3 separate regions of the Homo sapiens genome follow, and all the other regions are linked to region 1. Evidence: chromatin contacts called from ENCODE Hi-C data. All regions are on one chromosome and are shown on one strand. Each heading gives the region's core, a stretch centred on a gene start or an enhancer-like site at or near the end of the contact. The rest is flanking DNA. Distances are from core to core; before and after follow the strand shown. Region 1 holds the start of SLCO4A1 (solute carrier organic anion transporter family member 4A1). Region 2 holds the start of OSBPL2 (oxysterol binding protein like 2). Region 3 holds the start of PSMA7 (proteasome 20S subunit alpha 7).

Evidence for each region. A loop is a pair of places that touch in the nucleus more often than their neighbours do. Pooled maps may share reads with other maps.
Region 2: a map of naive thymus-derived CD4-positive, alpha-beta T cell shows a loop between it and region 1 (5-fold over the local background). The contact joins the promoter of OSBPL2 here to the promoter of SLCO4A1 in region 1. A Hi-C loop is called at or near these places in 1 of 168 maps with a recorded cell type or tissue (naive thymus-derived CD4-positive, alpha-beta T cell), 2 of 37 single-sample maps with no recorded cell type and 11 of 50 pooled maps.
Region 3: a loop to region 1 is called in a map of gastrocnemius medialis, with 3 times the contacts of the local background. The contact joins the promoter of PSMA7 here to the promoter of SLCO4A1 in region 1. A Hi-C loop is called at or near these places in 1 of 168 maps with a recorded cell type or tissue (gastrocnemius medialis), 2 of 37 single-sample maps with no recorded cell type and 9 of 50 pooled maps.

What each region holds. Positions count from the first base shown.
Region 1 is chr20:62,640,352-62,644,253 of GRCh38, forward strand. SLCO4A1 (solute carrier organic anion transporter family member 4A1) reads left to right here and starts at 2,152. Exons shown (of 12, transcript NM_016354.4): 1 at 2,152-2,202. It overlaps LOC124904949 (a long non-coding RNA gene), which reads right to left and starts at 1,986. Exons shown (of 2, transcript XR_007067711.1): 1 at 1,302-1,986; 2 at 1-995. RefSeq lists a silencer at 1,640-2,589.
Region 2 is chr20:62,236,107-62,239,874 of GRCh38, forward strand. OSBPL2 (oxysterol binding protein like 2) reads left to right here and starts at 2,415. Exons shown (of 14, transcript NM_144498.4): 1 at 2,415-2,491. LOC105369209 (a long non-coding RNA gene) reads left to right here. Exons shown (of 4, transcript NR_160555.1): 4 at 1-195. RefSeq lists a silencer at 2,143-2,542 and an enhancer at 3,240-3,768.
Region 3 is chr20:62,141,206-62,145,045 of GRCh38, forward strand. PSMA7 (proteasome 20S subunit alpha 7) reads right to left here and starts at 2,189. Exons shown (of 7, transcript NM_002792.4): 1 at 2,003-2,189. The coding sequence starts at 2,098. SS18L1 (SS18L1 subunit of BAF chromatin remodeling complex) reads left to right here and starts at 2,564. Exons shown (of 11, transcript NM_198935.3): 1 at 2,564-2,684. The coding sequence starts at 2,616. RefSeq lists silencers at 1,391-2,030, 2,071-2,780, 2,901-2,960, 2,991-3,040.

The sequences.
Region 1 (3,902 bases), core at 902-3,401:
ACGCAGGGCCTGGAGTTGGGCCAGACCTGCAGACCCCCTTGATGGCCTGCGGCAGGACCCTTCACCTGGGTCAAGGCCTCCTGGTGCTCCTAGGGGCCTCTTGAGGAGCCTGGGCACCAGCATTTGCCTTTGAGGACAGGACTGAGGGCCTGCATTTTGCACGAATGTACCTGAAATGTTTGCTCTGGATTTACCTTTCCAATGGTGCCTATGCAGGAATCCCAAAGAATGCCTGGTGGGGTCTGAGGCGGGTCTCAGGCCGGGAGCCCTCCACAGGCAGCAATATTTGGCTAGAATTTAATGCCATTTTGTTTCTTTTTATCTATTTTTATGGTGACCTCTTTGTGGTAATTGACACTGACTTTTTAAAAAATAAACTTACCCTTTTAATCAAATGTGTGAATTGTTTAAAGGAAAAACATTGTGTAAATAATGTTTTCAGGGGGTAGAATCCAGACGTGAGTTTTGGAAACAGAGTCCAGTCCTGCTTCTGACATTTGAATTGCTTCTCCAGCATCATCACCAGAAGATGGGCTACCTGTGCTCACAAGCCTCCTGTAACACGGAGCTCACCACCTCTCAAAGGCACCTTCTGTCAGGTCTGCCTGGAAATGCTGCTCCCGCAGACTCCGCACCTGAGGCCAGGTCTGCAGCGAAGCTCATCCACACCTGAGGCCAGGTCTGCAGCGAAGCTCAGCCCCCTTCCTTCACAGGAGAAATACTTCTGGGTGTGCACCTTCCACTCCTGGCAGGGCCGTGAGCCCCTGTGGCAGTGCCTCACCCTCTGGGAGGGACCCTCTCCATCTGGGAACAATGTGGGTACTTTTTTCTCTTAAAGGGCAGTGTCAGGAATGAAAGCAGATACCCAAAAGCAGTGGGTCTCGTGGCCTCGTGTCTGCTTCCAGAAGTGGAGGGCGGCCTGGGACGGCGGGAGCCCTGAGGACACCACCGGGGGGGTCCCGGGACCTGATACGAGTGGGCAGGAGCCCCAAGCCCTGGAGGAAGGAAAACCATTTCATAAATAACTGCATGGGGTTGTGGGCCTTTTCTCACAAGCCGCAGCACCTCCTTCGTCTCTCCACGGTGAACCCGCCCGCCACGCTATGCCACCAGGCCAGGTCCTGCAGCACCGCCTCCGTGGCTAGGACTTCCTCACCAGCCTGGGGCCGTGAGGTGGTCATTTCCCCCCTTACCTGACTTATCTCAGGATTCACACACACACACTTGACTTTCGGAAACTTCTTTTAAATTAATTTCACTGACACTAAAAGGGAAGCTTTGTGGAGTGTGATTGTGGTTACCTGTTAATACTTGGCAACAATTATGAGCCCTGATATGAGCCAACTTCTTCCGTCTTATCCCCTTTGAGGACGCTCTGTTATCGCCCCCATTTTGCAAACGAGGAAACTGAGGCTCGGAGGCCTGGAGCAATGTGTTCCAGGACAGACGGCAGGAAGCCGGGGTAGGAATTCCAACAGGGAGTTCCCTCTGTGGAAGGGAACGTGGCTGGCACCTCCCTGCCTTCCACCCTCAGAGCTAGTGTGAAAAAGAAGACGGGGTTATGGAAAAGGCAACGGGCTGGAGATTCCCCGGATTCCCAGGCTAGGGCGCCGGTCTCACTGTGCGCGCAGGTGGGGCGCGTGCCAGAACAGGGCCTGGGGGTCAGGCCGAGACCGGCGGGCACCTTCACCAGGGCCGCCCGTGGCGTTCCCCCAGCCCCTCTGCCGCGGGCCCCACGTGGCCCCGACCCTGCGGCAGCCTTTCGGAAGGGCGGAGCTGAAAAACGGCCGCTTGGCTCCACTCGGCCCCACAGCGCCCAGGAGCGAATCCCGAGTCCGTTCGGAACCGCCTCGCCGCGTGGCCTGGGGCGGCGTCGCCACCGCGCGTTCTCGGCCTCCCGGCTGCGGCAGCGATGCCGGTCCTTGGAGCTGGAGCGGGGAGTCCAGGAGGCGGCAGCGCTCCGGAGAGAGACGCCCTGGTCCCCCGCCGCGCGTTCCCGCCTCTGTGCCCTGGGGGGGAGGAGGGGGCGGTCGCCGCTGCCATTGGCCGTGGGGGGTGAGGCGGGCCCCGCGCAGGAAACCCCGCCCCTCCCTCTGCGGCGGGGGCGGCCCCAGCGGATGAATGAAGCGGCGCGTGGCTGCCGGGGAGGCCAGAGCGTGGAGCGCTGCGCGGCGCGGCGGCCGGGCCCTCGAGACGGGGACGGTGAGTGCGCGGGGAGCGGGGAGCTGGCGCGGGTGCACAGGGCCCGACCTGCTGGCGTAGGAGCGCGGCAGGTGCCGCCATCGTGGGCAGGGGCTGGAGCGCCGGGGGGATGCGCGCGGGGGCGGGAGGCCTGGGCACCGGCCGAGCGCCCCGAGCCTCTCCGCGGGGGAGGGCAGGACCGAGCGGAATCGGAGGCCAAATTCGCCGCTTCCCGCCGCCGGCTGCGCAGGTAGGAGCTCCCGAGTCGCCCGCAGGAGGACCGAGGCGAAGGGGCCCCACGCTGCAGCGGGTGCCGGGGGGAAGCGGGTGAGCAGGGGCTGCGGCCCTGGCAGGGACTGTCGGAGTGGCCGGGGCAGGTGACCTGGGCAGGTGGCCCGGAGCGCGCGCAGGCGCAGGCCCCACAGATCCAGCTGGGGACGAACGCGCCTCCGCGGAGCTCCAGAGTTGCGGAGTCACCCACCTGCGGCGGCCGCTGCTGCCGAGTCAAGGAGGAAACCTTCATGCACGGAAGTTTCTCGGGGGCGGCCGGGCTTTGTTCGCGCCAGAGGCGCTCGAGACATCTCCGGGAGGGGAGCGCGGGCGGAGCGCACAGGGCTAGTTTCCAGCAGCGGCGGCGCCCCTTTCCCTGCCCCACCACGCGACGTCCTGGCCGTGGCTTGGGGGGACCCGGGCGCCCTCCAGGTGCAGGCAGAGGGTCGGGTGCCCTCGCGTTGCTGTTGGGCTCCCCTGACCAGGGAGGATGGAAAGGAAGGAGCAGGCAGGCTTAGCTGCCCTAGACCGGCCCTAGACCGGGAACCTGGAAGCAGATCTGACTTCCACTTCCAAGGGAGAAACCGCCTCCCGCACTGGCGCCCCGAGGGGAGAGAGAAGCCCAGCTAGGTTTCCGCGTGGTCCGCGTGGTTGGTGAACCCTCAGGCTGGGGGGTGCCCCGCTTGGCGTGCAAGGCCCTCTTTGGAGCTGCCGTGGGACCTGGCTATGCGTCCTGTTTCTGTCTGGAGGCGGCTGGAACGCGGTAGTTTTCCACATCCATGCAACCAGCTTGTCAGCTGCTGCTCCTCAGCTGTGGTTTTTGGAACTTGGGTTACCTCCATCTAATCAGAAACTGGCTCTGCAGAGCCCGGTGTCAGCGACGTTTTCATTCCCAGCAGCGGGAGCAAATGGATCTCAGAGGACAGCTCCTTGGCCTTAGCCGGCTCCGCTTGTGAATCTGGTAATAATGACAAGGACAGTGACAGCAGGGGTTAGGTGTTGAGTGCTGGAATGTGCCGGGCATGGTACCCCTGCTTTGAGCATCGTCTCATTCAGTCCCTAGCAACCCCACGAGGTGGCCATTATCACTCCCACTTTATAGATGAGTAAACTGAGGCACCAAGAGGTTAAGTGATTGACTCTAGGCCACACAGCTTGTAAGTGCTGAAGAGGTCTGACTCCAGGTTTGTCTGATCCAGGCTTGGGCTCCTGTTTTACGACTCTGTTCTTAAAGAGGCAAAAGGCGACTGCAGGGTCAGGCCGGAGACCCAGAACAGCGTCCCAAGAGCTGGGCCTGCGGTTACTGGGCCAGAGTGTCTGTTCTGGGTTGTCAGTGATCGCAGGACACCAGTAGGATGTTGCTCGGGCCGAGACCACACAGCCCGACTTCCCTCTGTGCTGCTGGAGGGAGCCAGGGCAGAGGCCGGCCACTCGGTGAGACCTGGACGCTG
Region 2 (3,768 bases), core at 1,165-3,664, 400 kb before region 1:
AAACCAGATGGGCCTGTAAATCACAGGGCACTCGGCCGCCATCACCATCATCATCATCAACATCATCATCCTCATCATCATGGCCCCAGCTCATCCATCTTTGTTGCCTTCTCCACCCCCATCTTCCATCCTTGGAGAACTGTGCCTCTTGAATTGGCCTCGTGACCTAGTAAAGATCATAACAAAGACGCCTAAGTTGGTCTCAAGGCACCCTCCTTACTACCCACCAACTGAGGGAGGATTCTCGCCTAGTCCCAGCAACTGGCCCCGGGGAGGAAGTACCCTTCCCAGTCCTGGCACGTCTCCAGCAGTGCTGGCTGACGGCAGACTACCCTTGAAGCTCAGTTACTGCATTTGTGGAGAGGGGTGAAACCCCTGCTCCAGCCCAGGGGCCATCTGAGATCACACCCCCAACCCCAAGGCCAGGGTGGATCTCCCTGCTTGGCCCTGGGGTGGTCCCTGGGCAGATGAGAGGGTCCTTCTGCCTGAGCCTCTGAGGCTGCCCTCACTGCAGAGCTCGTGGTCAAGGGGTGGGTGGGCAGGTTGGATCCCCTCAAGGGCACAGGGGTTAGAGTCTTAGAGACTTAGGGTGAGGGACATGGAGAGTGATGGGTTTCTGGGACCCTGAGCTGGCCCTGGCAAGGCCCACAGGGAAAGCTGTGGAGCGCAGTCATCTCCGTGGCAACTGGCCTCATCGTCCTTGTCCTGGCTTGGGGGCCGCACGCCTTCCCTTCCCTTTCACCGGCTGGAGTCGCTTTCTTCAGAGGTAACCATGGCAACCCCTTTGTTTCTGAGGCCTGCCCGCCCTCCTCCCCGTTCTCTCTTCAGGAGAGGCTCAGCCAGCTCCTTCCTGGTCCCGGCACGTCTCTAGTGGCGCCGACTGACAGTGGCCCACCAGTGAGTGGGGCCAGCCCCTGGGGTGGGGGAGAACGGCCCTGCTGGGCCCAGAGATGTGGCCTGGGCCCCACCCCTGCCACAGAGGCCACGTTCATTGGCTCACTCATGCCCTGAAATTTATAGAGAGTACCCACGTCTGCCACGGGGCCACAGATGGGGCAAAGGCCTGTCCCTGCCTCCATGGCCCTGCTAGGGGCAGCCTGGAAGTGGGGAGACAAGGCCTGAGGAGGGGGTGCAGAGGCCCAACGGGGGCTGGCTTTGCTGCAGGACGCACTGCGGGGTCACGGGTCATCTGCCAGAGCTCTCAAGGCCACAGGAAGCCCAGGACTCTTGGCTTTACCTCAAATGGGCTGAAGCAGAAACAAGCATGTGGTTCACGTAACTGAAAAGTCAAGGAAAGGACCTGCTGAGGTGCAGCAGGGTCCACGTGACCCGGCCGTGGTTGCTCCGGCTTTCCTCTGGGCTGGCTTCATTCTCGTGCAGCCCTGTTCTCGGGTAGTGAGATGTGGAAGACTGGCCCCTTCCCTCTCTCACCTAACCCAGCTCTGGAGAGGTCTGTGGGCAGATGGGAGAGTCATTTGACTTCAGCCTCCCCTCCGGTCTGAACTCTGACCCTACAGCAAAAGTCCCAGGACTGAGCCTCTTTGGCTAGAACTGGGTCACAGGCTGACCCCTAAACCAACTGCTGTGACTATGTAGCCAGCCTGGTTTATGCCACTCCACTCACCTCAAACCAGACCCATGACTTCAATGAGATGTTGACAGGGGAACCCTGGTTTGCAGATGAAACTGAGTGATCACAGACTCAGAGAGGTTAATTAATTTGTCCAAATCCACACAGCTGGTAAAGAATGCAAGCTCCAGGTCTGATTCCAGAACTTCTGGGCTTAACCCTGGAGCCACTGTAGGTCAGTGGGAGTCCAAAGGGTTTTAAGTATGGTGGTGAAACGGTCGGGGATGCAGCTGGAGGGGTAAATTGGCGCTGGATTTTGGTTGGCGGTGAATGGCATGCAAAGGAGGTGGACGATATTCAGGATTTGGTAGGACAGTGGAAGCAGCTACGCCCCAGCTATCGCACGGTCCCCAGCATTTGTAGGAAAAAGCCCCCAGGGCTTTGGGTAGCCTCGCAGGCCCGCACTGCCGCCAGGACGCAGTGCACCTGAGGGCGGAGCACCCACGCCCCGGGCCACCTGACTCACTGTTTGTCAACTCTGCTCTCTGCAGCCACGCCCTTTCCTCCTTGCCTCCCTCCCCTTTTGGCTCAGGGGCGGCATAACCCCGCCTCTCTCCTGCTGTGACTGGCTGTCCTTGCCGTCACTCCGCTGCGTGGGCGGGGCTCTGAGGGGGCACAGGTAGAGGCCCTTCGCGAAGGGATTAGCATAGTCCCACCCCCCGGCGCGAGCCTCGGGCCGGGCGCTGATTGGGCAGGCAGCGGCCGACGCGGCGGCGCCGGGCGCAGCGAGTGGCGGGCGCGGGCTGTCAGTCGGCGAGGCGGCGGGCCGCACTTCCGCCTCGGTGTCAGTGGGTCGCGGGCCTACGGGGCGGGGGCGGGGCGGCAGTGAGCTCGGCCGGCAACCGAGGGACCCGCGTCCAGGTGAGTGGCCCCCGCCGCCGCCACGCGAAGGCCCGGGACCCCGGCGAGCTGCGGGGCCTGGGCCGCGGGCTGGGGCTGGAGCCGGGGCGGGGAGGGGAGGGCGGGCCGGGCAGGACCCGGGTCCGCAGGCCGCCTCCAGCCCCGGCCCCGGCCCCGGCCTCGACCCCCACTGGGAGGCGCGCCCGGCCTAGGCCGCAGCCTGGCGCCCCGGGGAAACTTTGGGAGGAAAGTTCCGGCCGGGCGTGGGGCCTGGGCCTGGGTCCCGCGGCCCCCGCACCCTTCCCCCTGCGGTCGCCCGGCAACTGCGATCCCGGGACCCCCGGCCCGGCCCCCCCGAGATCCCCAGCCCCCCTGCTGCCCCGCTGAGCAGGAAGTGGGGACGGGCGCACCTGCTCGCGGCCTCGCCCTCTCTCACCACCTCACCGGGAACAGGGAAGGATTTCGTGCGCATTTAGGGCGATCCTGTAGGTGAGGAGGGCGAGTTCCGCCGGGAAGAAGGGCAGGGAGACGCAGTCCCACTCCGACCCTGGCCTTCTTGTCCCGCAGGCCTGTGTGCACGTCGTCCCGGGGAGGGTGCCCGCGAGCCCTTGTCCGTTCCCCTGGGCTCTGTTTTTGTTTTTAATTTATAAATCTTAGCAGACTACACACGGTTGAGAACTTGCTACCTAAAACCTATCTTTGGTAATGTAATTTTAAGAGGTTCCTTCTTTCGCCAGTTATATTTTGGTACTCAGAAGAATACGTCTTTAGACTTTCCAAGTTTATAAGCCCAGACCAAGACTGTTAGGTCGTCACAGCACCTCAGCCTCCCCGCTTCATGGGAGGACCGGCGACGAGGCAGTGGGTGTCGGGGTGTTGCAGGCTCTCCTGGGGTGAGGGTCACCTCCCAGGGGCGTTTCTATCTGAACCGTCCTCTAGGACAGGCCCTGGCCTAGCCTGGCTCCGGCAGCTTTGGGATGACTGCCCGGAACACCTGGAGAAGGGGTCCCATTCGGTTTGGTTGGATAGACGTTTCTCGAATGCCTGCTGTGGGCCTGGCTGGGTGCTGTGCGGCCTTCCCACCAGCTGGATGTGTGGTGAGGACAGCGGAGAGTTGAGGAGCCCGGAACTGGTGCAGGGGCCACATGCTGGGAAGCCACGGCCGTCCCTGCTGCCCTTCCTAACTCGTGCCCATGGCCTCTTTTCTGGCTGTCAGCCTCAACTCCTTCATCCGGACATGTAGCACTTTGCTGATAAGAGAAGCAAACGAGATCATTTTCTTGTTTTATGTTTTGAGA
Region 3 (3,840 bases), core at 939-3,438, 500 kb before region 1:
GCAGTGAGCCATGACGGCTGGGAGACAGAGACAGCAAGACCCTGTCCCCTCACCCCACCCTATCCTCCCAAAAAAGTGATACATGGTTCTACTGCCAGGCAGCGAGCAGTAGGAGCAGATCTGAACCTGGGTCCTGGGGGGTACGTACTCCGGGTAGCAGCTCCCACTGGAAGGTGCGTTCACCCACACCCCTTTCTCCTCTACTTGTCTGTCACTGTGGCTGGCACCACATCCTGCAAACCCAGGGGTATTCATCTACTGCTGGTAGAGCTAGCCCAGGCGTGCTCACCTAGGTGCCCAACCTGGGCCTTTCAAATACTGAGATGTAGTTTTAGTTACAACATAGCTAGTAAGTAACCATTATATAATCGGCATGTGTTTCCTTTCAACCCAATGAATCAGTCCCATGCAAAGCCTGGAAGCCTGAGACTTTCACTCAAGTCTGGTGTTCTGAAGGCAGTGTTTCTGTAGTTGTGAAATTATATTGAGCCACAATGCACTGTTTCCTGCACTGTGACATACTCATGTGACAGCCATGAGAAGGGGCCTGATTTGCCGTCAGTGGACAAGGTGTCAAGTGTTATCCCAAACTGTTTATGGCTGATGCTGGAGAAGGATATGGCTGTTATTAAAAGCATGAACAATCACTGACAGTCAACCCGAGTCAAGCCAGAAACAAAGGGAACCATCATTGGGATAAACAGCGCCTCCTGGTTTAGAGCAGGGCTTCTCCAGCTCAGCACTGTGAGCACCTGGGCAGGGGGATCTCCCTGTGCCTGCCGCCCTGAGCACGGGTGGGATATTGAGCAGCGTCCCTGGCCTCTACCCTCCAAATGCCAAGAGCACCTCTGCAAGGTCTTACCACTGGAAAAGTCTCCACACACTGCCAGTGGCTCCGTGTGGGCCCAAAACCATCCCTGGCTGAGAAGTATTGATCTGAAGTGTTTGGGTTTTCTGGGAGCTTTCTCAGGTACTGACTCACTTGACCTTCGACTGACTCGAGGCCCAGAGAAGCTATATGGGTTCGTTAAAGCCAGCGGCGGCCAGCTGGCGGGGGTGGCAGTATTGGGGTGGGTACAGGGGTCAGCCGACTCCTAGTCCTCTTTAAGCTGAGTTAGATCACCTGATGAATACTGGGCCTTCATTTCAAAACAAAGATTCAGAAAATGAAAACAAATCAAAATTTACAGAACCGTGTGTGCTGCTTTCTCTGCCTGCTCAAACCTCTGAATACCAGATGATAAAAGAATAACGATCTCACAGACTGACCAATTAAACTGACACGTCTTGATGGTACGAATTTAAGTTTCAAACAATGTCACTAAGGTCAATGTACACGAGCCCTCGTCAAAACGAAACGGCCGCGTCCAAACCAGTCCTGACCCGGGCGGCTGCAGCCCGGCCCCGGGAAGGCTCCTCCCGGCAGAGTGCGGAGACCTGGGAGGCGCCCGCCACCGGCCAGGCCAGCGAGCCGCTTTGTTCTCGAAGCCCACCTGGGCCTAGAGAATAAGTGTTGCCCCGGAGCGGGTGGGGGTCCCCATAAGGGGGGTTTGAGTAGTTCGCTCCCCAGCCACCCGGCTGCGTGAACAGCCCCCCAGCGAGCGCACGGCCTACCCCCCGCGCTCCGCGGCCCAGAGCGGCCCTCGCCCGGCCTCTGCTCGCCGGGGCGGCGGCGCGACCCACGCGCCCGGCCGGGGCCAGGGGTGCTCAAGATGGCGTCGTCACGGCCCCCGTGCCCGGGGCCCCACGCGAGGCCGGGCCCCAAGCGAGGCGCTGAGTGGGGAGAACGAGCGCTCGCGGCTCACGCCAAACGCCGCCTCTGCAGGCACTCGTGGAGACCGGCAGCGGGGCCCGCGCTCAGCTACAGCCCTGACCGCCCGCGCCGCTGCCCCGCGCACGCCCGCGGGCGCCCACAGCGCCGCGCCCGGCCCCGGCCCTCTCTGGGCTCCCCAGCCCCACTTCCGCCCGCGTCCCCGGCCCCGCGCAGGCCCCGCCGCCTCACCGCGGTCGAGCCCTTCTTGACGGCCTCCTGCGCGTACTCCACTTGGAAGAGGTGGCCGTCGGGCGAGAAGACGGTGATGGCGCGGTCGTAGCTCATGCCGGCGGGCGGCGGCCGGGCTCCTTCCGCCGCGACTCTCAAAAGCGCACACTCACGGCCCGCGCGCACCCGCGACTCCCGGCGCCACTACGCCCGCGCCCCACCCTCGGCGCCGTGTCCTGCGCTGCCGGCGACGGGCGGCGTCAGGCGGCGACGGGCAGCGTCAGGCGGCGTCGGGCGGACGTGATGGCGCGCGCCGGGGCGGGGTCAGGCCGAACCACCGGTGGCCGGGGGTGGGAGGCGGTGCTCCGGCGAGGGCCGGGCGCTGGGTGCGAGGGGGTCGCCGGGGGCCACCGTTCGGCACTGGGCCGCAGACCGTTCTGCAGGGCGGAGCGGCGGCGCCGCGGGCCCGGAGGCGCGGCGACGGCGACGGGGCGGACGAGCCCACGACGCGGCGCCCCCCGCGCTCCCGCCCCCTTCCCCCCCTCCGCGACTGCGGATAATGAGCGCCTCGGGCCGCCCAGCGCAGCCGGAGTATCCACCTCGATGACCACGGGCTGAGCCCCGCGCCGCCACCATGTCCGTGGCCTTCGCGTCTGCCCGGCCAAGAGGCAAAGGGGAGGTTACGCAGCAAACCATCCAGAAGGTGGGCCGGGCCGGAGCGGCGGCGCTGGGCGGCGGGTCTGCGGGCGGGCGCGCGCGGGGACGGGGCGCGGGCAGCTGGCGGGCGCGGGGCGCGAACAAAGCCGGGGCGCAGCCGGGCGGCCGCGAGCCCCGACGGCGGCCCCGTGCCCTTCCCCGCGTCCCACGCCTGCGCGCCGGCGGGCACCCGGCCGTGTGGGGGGCGGTCCCCGGAGAGCCTGCGCCAACTTTGTTGGGGCGCGCGGGTCCCTCGGGCCGGGGCACTGGGCGGTGGGGGCCGGGCGGACGCTGGAGGCTGCCGGCCCCCGAGCGCGCTGTCCCCCGAGTCCGCGGCGCGCGCTGGGAACTGTCCTGGGCTATGCCGGGCGCACGGGGACCCCTCGGGGCCGGAGCCGCGGCGAGGGCTTGTCGCGCTCCGCAGCCAGCTTCGGTGGCGACGGCGGGCGGTACTCGTTTTCTGCGCTCATTTTGGTTAGTGGTGAGGGGCCCGGGTCGGCCTCCGGGCGCACTTGCGACCGCGGGGACTGTGGCCGGGGCTGCCCCTCTTGCTCCTGGAGCGAGGCGCGAACGATGGAGGCACGGAAGGACGCGTCCCGATCCCCATTTGCGGGGCATCGTTACGCAGCCCGGCCCCGTAGGGAGCGCACCGCCCCCTCCGTATCCTCGCGGCTACGCCGGGTTTCAGCGTGACACCCTCGCCAGCCGCCTCGCCTAACAAACTTGACGGATTTGCTCCACAACCTTTCTTCTAGCTCCGTAAGTTCGGCCTTGTGGTTTTCAAGAGACAGCGTTTATGTGGGTTTGGGACACCGTTATCCAAAGCCCTAAGTTTTGAAATTGAGACTTTGTATTTTCTGCTGTTTTTTCTGTAGAAGACAGATTCGGAAGAAAATCAGCATTAGCCATACCCGTTTCAGTTGTCACAACATCTGTTGGAATGACATTGGTTTTTTTTCCTAAACTCTGACTCCGTCTTCACCCTGGTGGGATTGCAGGGATAAACAGTGGTATTCCTAGGTTCCCAGGAGCCGCTTGTCTCCCTAAGGGGGTTCACCTTGACCTTGACTGAGGCTGTTATTCCTTGATGACGTGCCAGTCTCCTGTGGAAGTTGTCCTAAATCTATCGCCTATTTTGAGACTACCTTTGCTGTTGCTAGTTT